3 separate regions of the Homo sapiens genome follow, and all the other regions are linked to region 1. A link is an interaction called in ENCODE POLR2A ChIA-PET data of the cell type or tissue named here. Cell type or tissue: GM12878. All regions are shown on one strand. Links, peaks and the distances in the headings refer to the core of each region. The heading gives the core; the rest is flanking DNA. Region 1 overlaps UGCG (UDP-glucose ceramide glucosyltransferase). Region 2 has its middle 50 kb from the start of UGCG. Region 3 overlaps KIAA1958.

The links. Peaks named below come from ENCODE experiments on the same cell type or tissue, not always from the same donor. Only the 100,000 strongest peaks of a DNase experiment are listed, where the experiment ranks them.
Region 2: POLR2A ChIA-PET joins it to region 1 with 5 read pairs; 5 of 35 experiments call an interaction of 5 or more read pairs at or near these places.
Region 3: POLR2A ChIA-PET joins it to region 1 with 6 read pairs; 1 of 35 experiments calls an interaction of 5 or more read pairs at or near these places.

Annotation. Positions count from the first base shown.
Region 1 is chr9:111,913,895-111,919,831 of GRCh38, reverse strand. UGCG (UDP-glucose ceramide glucosyltransferase) reads right to left here. Exons shown (of 9, transcript NM_003358.3): 2 at 5,086-5,227. Among named protein-coding and RNA genes, the nearest start is that of MIR4668, 15 kb to the left of the region's middle. In GM12878, for the core only: no CTCF peak of the experiment used is centred there; a DNase peak (open chromatin) is centred at 3,438; H3K4me3 peaks cover 1,073 bases; H3K27ac peaks cover 2,193 bases.
Region 2 is chr9:111,843,766-111,849,702 of GRCh38, reverse strand. No RefSeq gene overlaps it. Among named protein-coding and RNA genes, the nearest start is that of UGCG, 50 kb to the left of the region's middle. In GM12878, for the core only: no CTCF peak of the experiment used is centred there; no DNase peak of the experiment used is centred there.
Region 3 is chr9:112,542,610-112,548,546 of GRCh38, reverse strand. All of the region lies in intron 1 of KIAA1958, which reads right to left. Among named protein-coding and RNA genes, the nearest start is that of HSDL2-AS1, 58 kb to the right of the region's middle. RefSeq lists enhancers at 1-327, 328-880, 881-1,432, 2,064-2,358. In GM12878, for the core only: no CTCF peak of the experiment used is centred there; a DNase peak (open chromatin) is centred at 2,288.

The DNA.
Region 1 (5,937 bases), core at 2,100-4,599:
CCAAACATAGCATAGTTTCTTTTTTTTTTTTTTTTTTGAGATGGAGTCTCGCTCTGTCACCCAGGCTGGAGTGCAGTGGCGCTATCTCAGCTCACTGCAAGCTTGGCCTCCAGGGTTCACGCCATTCTCCTGCCTCAGCCTCCCGAGTAGCTGGGACTACAGGCATCCGCCACCACGCCCGGCTAATTTTTTGTATTTTTCTTTAGTAGAGACGGAGTTTCACTGTGCTAGCCAGGATGGTCTCAATCTCCTGACCTCGTGATCTGCCTGCCTCGGCCTCCCAGAGTGCTGGGATTACAGGTGTGAGCCACTGTGCCCAGCCAGCATAGTATCTTTAATGGTTTTTTTTGAGACAGGGTCTTTCACTGTCACCCAGGCTGGAGTGCAGTGGCGTGATCTTGGCTCACTATAGCCTCAACTTCCCAGGCTCAAGCAATCCTCCCACCTCAGCCTCCCGAGTAGCTGGGACTATAGGTGTGCACCACCACACCTGGCTAATTTTTGTATTTTTAGTACAGACGACGAGCTGGTCTTGAATGCTTGGGCTCAAGTGATCTGCCCACCTCAGCCTTCCAAAGTACTGGTATTACAGGCATGAGCCACTATGCCCAGCCTTTAATGCTTTTTTAATGCTATTTTGTGAGTATGAGTACATATGATGAAAGGAAATGTTTATAAGTAATGCAATTCCATAAAGTACAATAAAAAACTAATCTTAGCTTTTATTTTCCCCAGCAAGAGAAAACTTTGTAAAAATATAGTACTAGAAATATACTCAATGGGAAGAAAAATGCTATACTAGTGTTAAGTAGGGAGGTTATAAGTAAGGGAGGTACAGTCTGCCTTTATTCAGATGCAAGGTTTGAAGTGTTTTTTTTTGTTTTTTTGTTTTTTGTTTTTTTTTTTTGAGACGGAGTCTCGTTCTGTCGCCCAGGCGGGAGTGCTGTGGCGCGATCTCCGCTCACTGCAAGCTCCGCCTTCCAGGTTCACGCCATTCTCCTGCCTCAGCCTCCCGAGTAGCTGGGACTACAGGCACCCGCCACTGCGCCCAGCTAATTTTTTTTTTGTATTTTTAGTAGAGACGGGGTTTCACCGTGGTCTCGATCTCCTGACCTCGTGATCCGCCCGCCTCGGCCTCCCAAAGTGCTGGGATTACAGGCGTGAGCCACCGCCCCCGGCCTTGAAGTTTTAATTTTTATTGATTACACTGCTTAAACATAATTTTTAATTAAAAACAAATACTTTCTGATTAGCCAGAGTGTAAATGAGACTCATATTCATATTATCCAAAAAAAAGTTCAGACTCAAATACATAAGATTCATTTGTTTTTGATATTGGAAATTACACCAAATTGGAGGCAGCATTCCAAGTATTTTCTAAAGTATCAGATTTTAACCAGGAATCATTTTTCAGCTATCAGCTCTGTGTCTTCACAATTTGATGAGATATTTTATTTGCTAAGAATCCCTGTATTAAAATTGTTAAATCAGGCCAGGCACGGTGGCTCACACCTGCAATCCCAGCACTTTAAGAGGCGGAGGCAGGGGAATCAACTGAGGTCAGGAGTTCAAGACCAGCCTGGCCAACATGATGAAATCCTCTCTCTACTAAAAATATAAAAATTAGCCAGCGGTAGTGGCATGCGCCTGTAATCCCAACTTCTCGGGAGGCTGACACGGGAGAATTGCTTGAACCCGGGAGGCGGAAGTGGCAGTGAGCCGAGATTGTGGCATTGTACTCCAGCACAGGTGACAGAGCAAGACTCTGCCTCAAAAGGAAAAAAAAAATCAATTCTATAATTGCAAAAAAGAAAAAAAAATCATAGTTATGACAGGTTCACTGTTAAGAACTCTGATAGTTGATTTAGGTATTCTTCACATGGCCAGAATTTACTGAAGTAAAGCCAGCAAGCCACTTTAGACGCAGATTATTGACTATTACTGCTACTGCTTAATCTCTCCCCAAATCCCTTCTACGCTGGTGACAAATGAGTGTTCAATGCTGTGGAAAATGAACTGCATCACCTTTTCATTCTTTTATGTCTTCCCAAGGAATGAGTATCAGTATAAAAGTAGACTTGTAAGATGAATACAGCGCAGAGATCTTTCAGAGCAACTAGTCTAGTCTCACCAAAATTGAAACCTAGAAATTCAGAGCAAGTACCAGTAGCAGTAAATTTTCTTGCACATGTCCAAAATTAAGTAAAATTTTAAAACTTGAAGATATGTTTTATTATTTTCCCCCAAATGGCCTATGATAGTCCCAATCGAATATTAGAAGAGAAAGTTATGTCCAAAATGAAAACATTTCCATACTCTGGTAAAACGATGTTCACACCAGGCAAAATGCAAATATGAAAGGGCACTGCGCCTGGCAGTCACGTAAATGTTTATTTTGGGTCTCCTTGACTTCTTGGTGACACAAATGCCTTGTCTGTTCATGCTCAGATATGCGTGATTTCAGTGGTTTAACTTTAGTCTCCTGTGGAACATTTGCCATTGTATTTGGTTTTCACCAAGTAAATAAAATGCTGTGAAATCAAATATTTCCCTTAGATTGCAGGTACTTTGCACTTCTCCTCTGCTTTCCAAACTTTCTATTTATACAGCTAAATATAAGTTTATAATTAGAAAATAAAATTCTGTACTAACAAAGAATAAAATAATCTGCAGATGCTATTCTTCATCTTACAATGAATGTCAAAATAGCTTTCTCCTCAACCCACTTAAATGATATAACTAAATGGAAAAAGAGCTACTACTCTAAGTGAAAACAAGAGCTCTTGAGATCATTCTAAACTGTAATTTCCAAAACAATTTTTTATTTCAATTTTTTAATTTTTATTTTTTTGAAGGTGGGGGTCTCACTGTGTTGCCCAGGCTGGTCTTGAACACCTGGCCTCAAGCAATCCTCCCGCCTCAGCCTCCCAAAGTGCTAGGATTACAAGCACAAGCCACCACGCCTGGCCAAAATCTTCATTCACAAGAAATCAGTTATGGGGTCATTAGAAATGCTCGTAATCAATGGATACATATAACCCTGGGGTTACTTTTTAAAATTCTTTCAGTAGGGCATGGTGGCTCATGTCTGTAATCCCAGCACTTTGGGAGGCTGAGGTGGGGGGATTGCTTGAGCCCAAGAGTTCAAGACCAGCCCCGGCAACATGGCAACACCCTCTACAAAAAATACAAAAATCAGCCAGGTGTGGTAGCACATGCCCATAGTCCCAGCTACCAGGGAGGGTGAGGTGGGAGGACTGGTTGAGCCTGGGAGGCTGAGGCTGCAGTGAGCCACGACTGTGCCACTATGCTCCAGCCTAGGTGACAAAGCAAGATACTGTCTTAAAAACAAAAACGAACACAAAAAACCATTCTTTCTACAACTAAACCCCTCACTGACTTCCTCAAGCATTTAAACCCCATGACTATCATCTCACAAGCACTACAACGTAAAAATTCCATGACCAATTTTAAGAGTGGTTGAATGGGGAAAGTGAAAGAGGATGGTTAAAAAACTGAAATGTGAGATTAAGTTTCACAATGATAATGCATATGACTCTAAGCTATGCTCTAAGATTCATTCATAATCAATAGAAAATTTCTTTCATTCGTAAACATTAATTCTCCTTTGCATTTACTTTTATGGAGCTTGAAAATCTCCCATTTTTCTTACTGCAAAGCTTATTTTACAATTAATTTTATTTATATCTTTCTCAATTACAAAAGGCTAAGTTTTACCATTTTTTAGTTTGAAAAAACAAGTATATACAATTATATCTTATTTAAAAATTATATATTTGATTGAAGTTAACACATGTATTTAATTCAAATATCTAAAATTATTAAGCATATAAACACACACAAACTAGAACATATAATTTTTTTGCTTCAAAACAGCTTCCAATACTCCAAAATTGGCTTCTAAACTCCAAAACTCCAAAGCAATAATATAAAAACACTAAAAATACAACTGAATGATACTCATGTCTACCTACTTAATAAGTGCTGCATTAAGGCTATCACATCTGTGTCTTCTCTATTCTTTTCATTGGTGCTACCGAGAAAAATAAAGGCTAAAAGAAAAGAAATAAGAGCATGAAAACCAGTCACCATAAGAAGTGTAGTGCGCATATCATCTTCCTTCTGATTATTTGAGCTACCCTGTCCAAAAAAATTAAGAGGGACGACTCTCCCAGTAGCAAAAACAGCTATGGAAAAACTGAGGCAATAGGGTAAAAATTGAGGCAAGTGAATAGAGACCGCAAAGGGAAAACTAAACTGTACTGAAAGTCAAGTGGGTAGAAGCTTAAAGACACATTCTTCTCACAAGTGATCTGTTACCACCAAAATGCCCTTTCAAAAGCAGTCTCAAGCAATTTAATACAAAGCTGCTGTAAAGCTAAGTACAAAAATCAAAGAATATTAAGTTATCCTAAGAAACTACAGGTGGACTACTAAAGCAAAGTGATAAAAAGAATACTTTCATCTCAAGAAAACTGGAAGGTCTCCAATTAAGGGAGTACACTGAGTTTACAGATATACAGATTATATAGATAAATGGTATAAGCAATACAATTAGCTATTAAAATCAGAACAGTAAGGAAATTAAAAATGAGGTAAGATGAAACCCTACAGTACCACTAACTGTAATCTATTCTTGGCTCAAAGCCAGTTTCTCCGGAGAAGTCACGTTTAGTTCTGGCTGTACTGCAACCCATTTCAGACCACTAACACTGCTTTCTCCCTCTCCTTGTCTCCTCTTCCTATTGTTCATATCCAGCTCTTATGGAAGAAAATTTTTATTTTCAAACTACCAGGCACTTGACAATGTCTGAGTTTCAGAAGGTTTACTCAGGGATCTCTACTTCACACGGACATATAGGTGGTTAGAAAGGGAATTTACACCCCTTCCTCAACCTATTTCTGTTCTGTGATGACTACTACTAAAGGTTATATTTTATGAGGCCAATATCATCATGAATTTTTAATACCTTCACCTTATACAGTGTTAAAATCCCTAAATGTTTATCATGAGGGGAACAAAACAAAACAAAACAAAACAAAAAACCGTAACACTGAACTTACTTTGGGATAATCCAATTCAAAGAATGTTTCCAGGTTGTTGATTAAGTTAGGATCTACCCCTTTCAGTGGTTTCAGAAGAGAGACACCTGGGAGCTTGCTATAAGGCTGTTTGTCAGTTGCCTTCTTGTTGAGGTGTAATCGGCTAAAAAGCAAATGATATAAAAATTATTTCTATAGAATACATTAGTGTCAAATCAAAGCACTGACAAGCTATCAATAAATCCCTAAATTCTAAGTTAAGATTTTTAAAACTTGACATCTTTCTAAAAGAGGATCTAAACATGAAGGGAAGTAGAACCAGGTAAGCATGGCTTTGAATGCGGTCCAACACAAATTCATAAACTTTCTTAAAACATTATGAGATTTTTTGCGATTTTTTAAAGCTCATCAGCTATTGTTAGTGTATTTTATATGTGACCCAAGACAATTCTTCTTCTTCCAATACGACCAAGGGAAGCCAAAAGATTGAATACCCATGATGTACTACTCTCTGACTATTGCTATACTCACAGAACTATGCCAGGCATAGCGCAGGCATTTCAATAAAATACATGGTGAAGAAATGAATGGCAGTGTTAGCCCAAAGATTAACTCCTCTTCCTCTTAAATTGCCACTGAAGTGGCCACAGAACTATAAAAACAGGTAAAATAAAACACCGTCTGCAGCAGAAAATTATGAAAGGATAACCAGAACTTTCTGAGAAATTTCTTTGCAGTGGGATAATACACAGTTAAAAGAAGTGTCAAGCAGTCTGCATGGCAAGCAAGATAATGGGACAACTGGAACTCCCAATATTAATAAGGTCAGAATGGCAGGGGTAGAACAGAAGGAAACTGAAAGTAAGAAAAAAA
Region 2 (5,937 bases), core at 1,220-3,719, 69 kb after region 1:
AAAACTACTTTATTGCTTAATTTCTGCCTTTTCCTCTCACATATACACTTTGAAGCTTTTTTTTTTTCTTATAGCTGTAAAGAAACAAAAGAAATTACTACCCCAGAAACCTGTATTCAAAAAGAAACAAAAATGACCATGTGAAATTTGCTTCTGTCCAAACATTTCATCCGTGGGGTGTGTGTGTGTGTGTGTGTGTGTGTGTGTGTGTGTGTGTAGCCACTCATTCATCTTTTTGTATGGGGTTGTTATCTCTTATTTTTTTTTATTTTTTGTTTCTTTTTGAGACAGTCTTGCTCTGTCGCCCAGGCTGGAGTGCAGTGGTGTGATCTCGGCTCACTGCAACCTCTGCCTCCTGGGTTCAAGCAATTCTCTGCCTCAGCCTCCCAAGTAGCTGGGATTACAGGCGCACCCGCCACCACGCCCAGCTAACTTTTTGTATTTTTAGTAGAGACAGGGTTTCACCATGTTGGACAGGATGGTCTCAATCTCTTGACCTCGTGATCCGCCCACCTTGGCCTTCCAAAGTGTTGGGATTGCAGGCATGAGCCACCGAGCCCAGCCTGTTGTCTCTTATTTTGGTCTGTTTTGGTCCCTTCCTTCATGGGCTTGTGCTCGTGATTCTGAACGTTTGACTCTAACCACAAGTGAATCTTTCTCCTGGTGACTCAAATAAAAGTATGATTTTTACCTGTGGAAAAAACTTTTAAAATAAAAAATAATGAATTATTCAATCCATAGAATTAGACCGTCTTAACTCTTACTTTAGTAAACAAATCTGAACTGGTAGGAGGAGATAAAGATTTTCCAAAACACACATGCCTCCAATGATTCAGATTCTGCAATTCTCAACTGAATTAGAACGTTAGAATAACCTGGGTGCTTTTAAAAAATATTTATGCCAGTCATGTGCGGTGGCTGATGCCTGTGATCCCAGCACTTTGGGAGGCCAAGGAGGGTGGATCACCTGAGGTCAGGAGTTCAAGACCAGCCTGGCCAACATGATGAAACCCCATCTCTACTAAAAATACGAAAATTATCTGGGCATAATGTCATTCCCCTGTAGTCCCAGCTACTCAGGAGGCTGAGGCAGGAGAATCGCTTGAACCTGAGAGCGAAGGATGAAAGTGAGCCAAGATTGAGCCACTGTGCTCCAGCCTGGGTGAAGGAGTGAAACTGTCTCAAAAAACAAAAAACAAACAAAAATCCTGTATGCCAAGACCTACCTTTGGAGTTTCTGATTTGAGCTGGAATGAGTGTTTTTGAGGGTTGCTCAAAGTAAAACGAATATAAGGTATGACCAGCAAGTTTTGGGAATAAAAGTGATTATTGACATGAAGTAAGGATTGAAAAACCAGTAAACAGTTACATGGCATCCTATGAAACTATAAAATCTATTGTGGTTCACATTAAACTATCACTTCCCAATGGGACATCTTTTTTTTTTTTTTTTTTTTTTTTTTTTGAGATGGAGTCTCACTCTGTTGCCCAGGCTGGAGTACAGTGGTGCGATCTTGGCTCACTGCAACCTCCACCTCCCAGGTTCAAGCGATTCTCCAGCCTCAGCCTCCCGAGTAGCTGGCACTACAAGTGCACACCACCACGCCCAGCTAATTTTTGTATTTTTAGTAGGGACGGGGTTTCACCATCTTGGCCAGGATGATCTCAATCTCTTGACCTCGTGATCCGCCTGCCTTGGCCTCCCAAAGTGGTGGGATTACAGGCGTGAGCCACTGCGCCCGGCCCCAGTGGGAAATATTTAATGTGGGATCAGGTGGAAAGAAGAGACTCACATATACAAGGTAAAATGGCAAACATCTACTCTTACATTGGAACATCTGTTATCAAAGTAAGAAACATATCTATCTAGCTCAGATATTCAACTTGATACAGGTTTTAATTTCCTGAGTGTGACATATTTGAAATATGTCAAATAACAAAGTTAGATATGGACCTCGGAGAATTGGACTCCCAAGCATTTGGACGAGTCTGTTGAAGCAATAGTTGGTATCAATCCAACTTATTCTTCCGTCCTCCAACTGCCCCTTTAGATAGAAATGGAAGGTACTGGCAGGATTCTCCGCCTCTCCTCCATGGGGATCACGAAAACCTTCCAAACAGGATTTATATCTACTCTTAACCTGGATCTCAGATACGGCCTCTTTGATCCTTGAGAGCTAGAGATAAAATGGCCTCAACCCTCCTAATTCCATGGCTGGCAGGAGTCCAGAGCCCACTGTTAGGCTTCCGGACGGTCCGGGGGGCTTACATCTCAGAGCCTCTTCTGCGTTCTGAGCTTCTGCTTCCTCCATTCCATTGTCCATGCTGAGCAGGCCAATCTGCACATGAAACTCAGCCCCTCCGCTGGCTTCTACACAAATGGCCGCCCATACACATAGTCTTCATTTAAAGAGCAGGGAGTTATCCGGAAGAGATTACACAGCACAGGACACATAAAAGAAGCTTTAAAAGCCACTTCAGATATTCCTGCTTTAAAATGTCTTTGTGGGTCGGGCGTGGCGGCTCATGTCTGTAATCCCAGCACTTCCCTGGGAGGCCGAGATGGGCGGATCACTTGAGGTCGGGAGTTGGAGACCAGCCTGGTCAGCGGGGTGAAACCTCGTCTCTACTAACCTCGGCGTGGTGGTGGGCACCTGTAATCCCAGCTACTCGGGCGGCTGAGGCAGGAGAATGACTCGAACCCGGGAGGCGGAGGTTGCAGTGAGCTGAGATCATGCCACTGCCCTCCAGCCTGGGCAACAGAGCGAGACTCCGTCTCAGAAAAAACTAACAAACAAACAAACTACAAGAAGGAAACAGAATGTATATTCTTTTTCTCTCACTGTATGTGGTCCCTTCTTTTTCCTTCTCACACTTTTCTCAAGCAGTGTTTGTGGTCCTGAGATCTGGAATCTGGTGTCCTTGGGTTTGGGTAGATTCTGGTTTGATCCTTACTTTCATTAAAATTTTGACATTTAATTTATCATGATTTTTTATATTAGCTTTTAAATGATAGCTTTATTGAGATATAATTCACGTATCATAAATTCATCTTTTTAAAGTGTACAATTCAGTGGTTTTTAGTATATTCATATAGTTGTGCAACTATTTCCACTATCTAATTTTAGAACATGTTCATCACCCAAAGCATTAATTTTTATTTTTAAAAATATTACATTAAATATTTCTCTTGATTACTAATTTCTTTGATAGCTCCTTAAATTCTGTGCCTCACTCATCTCATCCTATTCGTGGTCCTTCTGGGTTCCCCTGGCAGATGAAGTTCGGGTGTTTTCTGCCTTCATTGACTCTACTGGACAAATGGTACTTGTCAGCGTAACAGGTAGAGGTAAAAGCATCTGTTGAAGAAGGAAACGGGGCACATATTTGCCTATGGCCTGCTCTGGGTCATACATTTAGTATATATATACTATTTAATTTTTATATATAGTAGTCAGTATTGTACTGTTTTTGTTTTTGGTTTTTTTTTTGTTTTTTTTTGAGATGGAGTCTCACTCTGTCGCCCAGGCTGGAGTGCAGTGGCGCGATCTCGGCTCACTGCAACCTCCTCCTCCCAGGTTCAAGCGATTCTCCTGCCTCAGCCTCCCGAATAGCTGAGACTACAGGCACACGCCACCACGCCCAGCTAATTTTTGTATTTTTAGTAGAGACGGGGTTTCACCATGTTGGCCAAGATGGTCTCGATCTCATGACCGCGTGATCCGCCCACCTCAGCCTCCCAAAGTGCTGGAATTACAGGCGTGAGCCACCGCGCCCGGCCCTGTACTGTTTTATAGATGGGAAAGCTGAGACTCTGAGAGGTTAAGCAATTTTTCCAGGGTCATACAGTAAGAGATGGAGCCAAGATTTAAAGAGAGATCTCTTTGATTCTGAATTATGAGTCCTTAGAAAGACAAACTTCACATGTTCTCACTCATTTGTGGGATCTAAAAATCAAAATAATTGAACTCAGGGACATAAAAAGTAAAAGGATGGTTACCAGAGGCTGGGAAAGGTAGTGCAGGGGAGGTGGGGATGGTTAATGGGCATCAAAAAATTTAGGAAAGAATAAATAAGACCTACTATTTGATAGCACAACAAGGTGACTATAGTCAATAATAACTTAACTGTATAATTTAAAATAACAGAGTATATTTGGATTGTCTGTATAATTGGATTGTTTGTAACTCAATGGATAAATGCTTAGGGGATGGAAACCCCATTCTTCATTATAGGCTTATTTCACATTGCATGCCTGTATCAAAACATCTCATGTACCTTAGAAATATATACACCTACTATGTACCCACAAAAATTAAAAATTAAAAAAATTAAATCAATAAAACATAAATTAGGGGTTCTTTTTTATTGCTCTACTTTTTAAGCAGTAAGAGGAAAAACCTTGGGATCAAAGAAAAGGGAAAAGGAAATGACAGATTTGTTAAAAGCCTCAGTAAGTTATTTTCTCTAAGTTCTCTAGTTAAATCTGAAGGCCAATGTTAGGAATGAAGGCAAATTGAGGAGGCAAAAAGGGTGGAAGATTTCCTATTTCTTGCTTTTTTTTTTTTTTTTTTGAGACGGGAATTTCTCTCGTCACCCAGGTTGGAGTACAATGGCACGATTTCGGCTCACTATAACCTCCGCCTCCTGGGTTCAAGCGATTCTCCTGCCTCAAACTTCTGAGTAGCTGGGATTACAGGTGCCAGCCACCACACCCAGCTAATATTTTGTATTTTTAGTAGAGACGGGGTTTCACCGTGTTGGTCAGGCTGGTCTTAAACTCCTGACCTCAAGTGATCCACCCACCTTGGCTTCCCAAAGTGCTGGAATTATAGGCGTGAGCCACCGCGCCTGGCAGAGTTTCCTATTTCTTAAGCACACAGCTTTATAATTTGAGAAGACCAGAGTCTCTTCTCAAGAAACACATTGATGCATTAAAACGTTTTTCTATACCATTTGATATTTTTAGTCCATTATCTATTATAAAATTATTCTCTTATAAATGTGTATTTCACAGTGCCTAGTAAAGGTCACGATTGCTCATCTTTCAGTTTGCACTGAAACTCAGGTGGCATATTTATGATTTCCCCTATTACGTTGTTTAAAGCTCCCTAGAATTTGAGCCACCCCGGTCATCCCCACTTTCAATCAAACTCTCAGATTCTGTTGTAGCCACTGTCCTTTCCCCCATTATCCCAAATGAGAACCACTATCTAGAGCACCTCTGAGGGTCTTTCCAGATCTAACATTCTATAGGTCTACAAATTTCTGGGACAGAAGTGAATGAAATATTAATACCGCATATAAGCAAAGAGGCCTGTGTGTCACGTGGCTGGGACTTGGCGATGCTGAGAGGATGACGGCACAAAGCCCTGAGGGTGGATACATCCTGGGTGTACCCTTTTCCCCTGGGCTCTCAGAGAGCACATGGAAGGCCATGCCCAGGGCATAGCTGAGGAAGCACTGTGTTGGCACCTCACTGCCTTTTTGTCTTTTAGGCATGACTAATCCATAGGGAGGAGACTAAAGGTCTTCTTTTATTCACAATCAGCTTGCTCTGAACCTGTGCTTAGTATACCTTCCTGGTCTCTGGAGACAATGGAAACAGGATAAGCAGGTCAGACAGAAAAACTGCAAATGGTGACTTGGCTTTCCTTTTTCTGGGTCTCACTCACCGTCACCATGGGGCCTACACCACACACACATTTGCCAAACAAGCACACTTGCCACAAACACGTATGCATTGGTCTACCACTGGACAACACACTATGGCTCTATCCGCTACTTGAATACTCTGACCTAACACTCTCATGCACACGTGTGCATTCACGTACACACTTTCTCTGTCACACTTTGTTCAAACATAAACATATAACCTGTCCATACACAAATGACTCTTCAAAAAATATACCCCATCCATAAATAAGCACAAATTTC
Region 3 (5,937 bases), core at 1,352-3,851, 630 kb before region 1:
AAAGGGTCAAACTATGGAAAATATTTGGAGAGATTTATTCTGAGCCAAATATGAGTGACCATGGCACATGACACAGCCCCAGGAGATCCTAAGAACATGTACCCAAGGTGGTCAGGCTACAGCCTGGTTTCATACATTTTAGGGAGGCATAAGACACCAACCAATACATGTAATATGTATACTGATTTGGTCCAGAAAGGCAGAACACCTCGAAGAGGGTGCTTCCAGGTCATAGGTGGATTCAAAGATTTTCTGAATGGCCGGGCGCAGTGGCTAACACCTGTAACACTTTGGGAGGCCAAGGTGGGCAGACTGCCAGAGCTCAGGAGTTCAAGACCAGCCTGGCAACACAGTGAAACTTATCTCAACAAAAAAATTAGCTGGGTGTGGTGGCGCTTGCCTGTAGTCCCACCTACTTGGGGGACTGAGGTGGGAGGATTGCTTGAGCCCAGGAGGTTGAGGCTGCAGTGAGCCAAGATGATGCCACTCCAGCCTGGGAGAAAGGGCAAGACCTTGTCTCCAAAAAAAAAAAAAAAAAAAAAAAAAAAGATTTTCTGACTGGCAATTGGTTGAAAGGGTTAAGCTATTATCTACAGACCTGGAATCAACAGAAAGAAAAAAGTATCTGGGTTAAGATAAGAGGTCCTGAAGCCCAAGGTTTTTATAATGCAGATAAATCCTCCAGGCAGCAGGCTTCAGAGAGAATAGATTGTAAATGTTTCTTAATCAGACTTAAAAAGGTGCCAGAGACTGTTAAGTTAATTCTCTCCTGGACCAGGGAAAGATCTGGAAAGGGAAGGAATTTTCTACAGAATGTAGATTTTCCCCACAAGAGACAGCTTCGCAGGGTCATTTCAAAATATGTCAAAGAAATATATTTTGGGGTAAAATACTTCAATTTCTTTCAGCGCCTTCTGTCGTGTTGGTATCTTACTGCTACAAAGAGTCTGTTTTGTCAGTCTTAAGGTCTCTATTTTAATGTTAATGCTGGCCAATTGTGTCTGAACTCCAAAGGAAGGAGGGTATAATGAAGCATGTCTGACTCCCCAACCCCGCATCATGGCCCGAACTAGTTTTTCAGGTTAACTTTGGAATGCCCTTGTCCCAGAAAAGGGGTCCGTTCAGTTAGTTGGGGAGACTTAGAATTTTTTTTTTTTTTTTTTTTTTTTGAGACAGAGTCTTGCTCTGTCACCCAGGCTGTGGTGCAGTGGCACAACTGTGGCTCACTGCAACCTCCATCTCTTGGATTCAAGTGATTCTCAGGCCTCAGCCTCCTGAGTAGCTGGGACCACAGGCACGCACCCCACTCCCAGCTAATTTTTTGGTATTTTTAGTAGAGATGGGGTTTCGCCATGTTGGCCAGGCTGGTCACAAACTCCTGGTCGCAGGTGATCTACCCGCCTCGGCCTCCCAAAATGCTGGGATTACAGGAGTGAGCTACCGCGCCAAGCCAGGGAGTGGTGGCATGCGCCTGTGGTCCCAGCTACTTGGGAGGCTGAGGCAGGAGAATCGCTTGAACCCAGGAGGCGTAGGTTGCAGATCACACCACCACACCCCAGCTTGGGCAGCAGACGGGACTGTCTCAAAAAATATATATATATACATATTTCTTATTTCTGGTTTACAACTCTGGTAGGAAAGCTCAGGGTGTCAAGGAGCACAGAGAGGCAGTAGCTAACCTAGTTCCCAACGAGTCAAGGAGTGCTTCCTAGAGAAAAGACGAGTTCATACTTGAAGGATAACCATGATTAAATTACACAGGGCAGAGAGAGTGAGAGTATTCCAGGTAAGAGAGGACATAGAACTCTGAGAAACATAAAATTCAGTACAGCAGAAGCATGTAATATACAACAATCATAATATTTGTTCAATTCAAACTATATTCCTTTCTACAGGGCAAACCTCAAAATTGGAGTTCAGTTTGGGAGGCCACATGGGTTCATGGCTTCACACAGGAAGGAATTCAAGAGCCAGCAGACAGAGTAAAGTGAAAGCAAGTTTATTAAGAAAGCACTGCACTCCAGCCTGGGCAACAGAGTGAGACTCTGTCTCAAAAAAAAAAGGCAAAGGAATAAAAGAGTGGCAGCTGCATAGGAAGAGCAGCTGTGATGGCTGCTAGTTGGCTATTTTTATGGTTTTTCTTAATCATATGCTAAACAAGGGGTGAATTATTCATAAGTTTTCTAGGAAAGGGGCAGGGAATTCTTGGAACTGAGGGTTCCTCCCCCATCAGACCATATATGGTAGCTTCCCTACATTGCCATGATGACTGTAAACTGTCAGAGTGCTAGTGGGGGTTTCCTCTAGTATGCTAATGTATTATAATTAGCATATAATGAGCAGTGAGGACAACCAGAGGTCACTTTCATTGGCATCTTGGTTTTGGCGGGTTTTGGCCAGATTCTTTACCTCATCCTGTTTTCTCAGTGGGGTCTTTATGACCTGTATCATGTGAAACCAGTCCTGCAGAACTCCTATCTCATTTCTAGGTCATCAATATTACACAAATTTGCCAGCCTCAAAATAAGTATAAATTTAGCTAACTCAAGGACACTCTACTACTAGATGCTCTAAAATGCCTTAAGATCAGGAGAGACTCACAAAGCATCTGACAAGTTTATGTATTTCATACATCAATAATATCCAAATCAATAAAGGCCAAGATCCAAGAATGGCAGCCATTATTCTTTGAAATTCACTAAAAAAAAAAAAAAAAAAAAACAAAGAAACCTGTGTATCACTAAAGAAATATTTATCTAAAAATGCTAAGACAAATCTTTCATGAATATGGGACCCAAAAAGAAAATAAAAAACAACAAAAGTGCTAACCAGACCAGAAGTCTGCCTTTCCAATTCATCTCCCAGATGCTCTGTAAGTAGAAAAACTCCCTCCTGGCAAATAGCACGAATCCTAAGTGTTAAAAAGACATGTTTCAAAGGGATGATAGCATTTCCATTTACATGTATTTTTCTGCTGCTAAATAAGTGATAAATGTCAAGTAAAATATGATCATTTCATATGTTCAAAAAAAGTACAAAAATATACATATTTTAATAGAATGGCATATAACAAGAAAAGCCAAACCCTGACTTGACAGTTTCTTCCTTTCCAGTCTTATTCTTTTTCCCATTCTCCCTCAATATGGTTTAAATTCTGACTTCATTACAAGTACCTAAGTTCATACATAAGCAAAGCAATTTACCATGCAGTCAAAAGGTGAATATAGGTACTGATGGGGAACTTAACAGTAAAAGACATCAATGACCCACAGTATTATACTCCAAGATCTTAAAGATCATCAGGTAACAACCGTTTCTGTGACCACGTACACATTTTATTTTCTGCAAAACAAGCAGATTTGGGATCATTAATGGAGGTCAACGGTAGACCAGAAAAACTAAGGATGAAACTTTAAAAGGTCATGATGATTCTGGAAGTTTCTGTTTGAATTCACAAATGACCAGTATCAATAGTCCTTGAGGTTTTATAAGTACCTTAAGAGTCTGAGCCCTCACATTAATGAACTGAATCCTAAGCAGAGTTTTTGATCGCTGGGGCACTCAGGATTTCAGAAACAATACATTTAAAAATAAGATTAATATGATGGTATAGTGTGGAAAGTTAAAATTAAAAAAAAAAGATTAAAAATTAGATTGTAGCTGGGGAAAATTTCTTTTCCTAAGATGAAGTTTCACTGCTTTGAAAAGTAGAAGTGTCTCTTGAAAAAGCCTCCAAGGCAAAAATAATGGCAGCACATCCTCTACATTTCCTTGGTCAGCTGCTTTCCTATATAGCAGTCTCCGGTATACTGAAAGCCAACATGTGGAAATGTATAAGTTGCAGAGCTTAACAAACACACTTAAGAAAAATTAGTCATTTCCACTGACCTTGACTCTCTCCAGGATGGCAGAGTAGATTACAGAGCTCTGACTTTTAATGTGCTTAACAGATTCAGCAACTGGGGGCTGCCCCCTAAATAGTCACATGACTTTGAGCAAGTCCCTTCACCAATCCTGACTTATTTATTTATTTATTTATTCATAACTGAACCATTAACTGAACACCTATTCTCTTCTAAGCACTGTGCTGTGTCAGAAATACAGCATTAAATAAGATAGATGTGGTCCCTATTCCCACTGAATTTAAAGTCTAGCTAGAAATGCCAACAACTAAGCAATTACAAAATAGCATGGCATGAGTTATAGTGCGAAAGCAATTAGAACTCTGAGTTTTTCATGAGTAAAACAAAAGGATTGAATAGTGGTCTCGCAGGGCCCTCTCAGATCTGACATTCATTCAAGTCTAATAGTACAGAAAAATTTTGAAACTTTTCAAATCACTAAACATTTTCCCTCCACTTTACAGTAAAGAAGGCTACAGATAAGAAAAGGGCTAAACAATGAATCTAGTATTCTGTGAAGCTGTGGGGAAAGAGGATTTTAGTGCACAAAGGTTGGATATACAAGAAAAAAGGGCATCTTTACTAAGACAATAGAGACATAGACAAGGCTTACCATCCATATCCTTTAGTTAATGGGCAAAATAGCAATACAAATAAAAGGAAAATAGATAGTTCCATGACAGACATTTCATATATGTATTCATTAAAAACAAACTTTAGGCATCTTCTACACACAATAAATTGTGCTAGATGCAATAGCACAGCAAATATAAATTGGACATGGGTATTGACTTTAAGAAGCTCAGAACTGTGGGAGGCCGAGGCGGGTGGATCATCTGAGGTCGGAAGTTCGAGACCAGCCTGACCAACACGGAGAAACCCTATCTCTACTAAAAATACAAAATTAGACAGGCATGGTGGCGCATGCCTGTAATCCCAGCTACTCAGGAAGGCTGAGGCAGGAGAATCACTTGAACCTGGGAGGTGGAGGTTGAGGTGAGCCGAGATCATGCCACTGCACTCTAGCCTGGGCAACAAGAGCAAAACTGGGTCTCAAAAAAAAAAAAAAAAAAAAAAGAAGCTCAGAAGCTCAATGGTAAAGTGGTAAAGTTAATGATAAAATTAAGCATTTTACAAATTCCTTTGTACAAACCTCAGAAAACTAATATCCCACACAAAACACCATATAACCAAGGTGTCAGCAAGATCTGGCCCACTCAGCATCCATTTACTAATGGTTATTAGTGGTTAATATTTTGCTCAGAGATACATGTGAAGTTGATGGTTACTTCTGAGTGCCCATAAAATGTTAAGTCCAAATATTTTACTAATATTTGAACTTCTGGTTTTTCCAAAAAATGTGCACCCACAATGTGTTTTACTGCTGCTTTAAAACAAACAAACAAACAAACAAACAACAACAACAAAAACAAATAGGCTAAGAAATTTGGGTTGTTACTGGCAGTAAGCCTCTGGGTGAGCACTATTCAAGCTGCTCAGAGCTTTGATCTGCTCAAGATAGATCCAGGTCATGAAGAATGCTTGATTTATGAGATCTGTGAGTAGCAAACTGTCTAAAGCCTCAGAATTTCTTTTCTGAAATACCAAAACAAAATGAAGTGAGGAACTCCCGAAGCAAGCCATGTAATTTTCCAGTTTCTATTATGAGTAAACTTAAACTTGTATCATTTTGCACATGGTAACTACACTAAACTCTTCAGCCCCAAAATACTGCCTGCCATACCAGTCTCACCAGCCTGAGCACCTGTGGTCCTTAAATCTCATGCAGTGGCTTGCAGGCCTTCCTTCTAACAAGAACCTTTATTTCTTTAGTGTTATTAATCAGTCTGTTCTGAACACTCAGCCCAGCTGTTTTCAATATCCCCCTCTTTTTGTCTTGGTTTTCCCAGGGCAGATGCAGTAATAAATAATGGTTCATCTCATGCAGAGAGAGAGGGCTCTAAATTAATTTGCCAAGAACTATTCACTAGGAGCCAATTCATAAATAGATCAATTCACTGAAGATACCAAATTT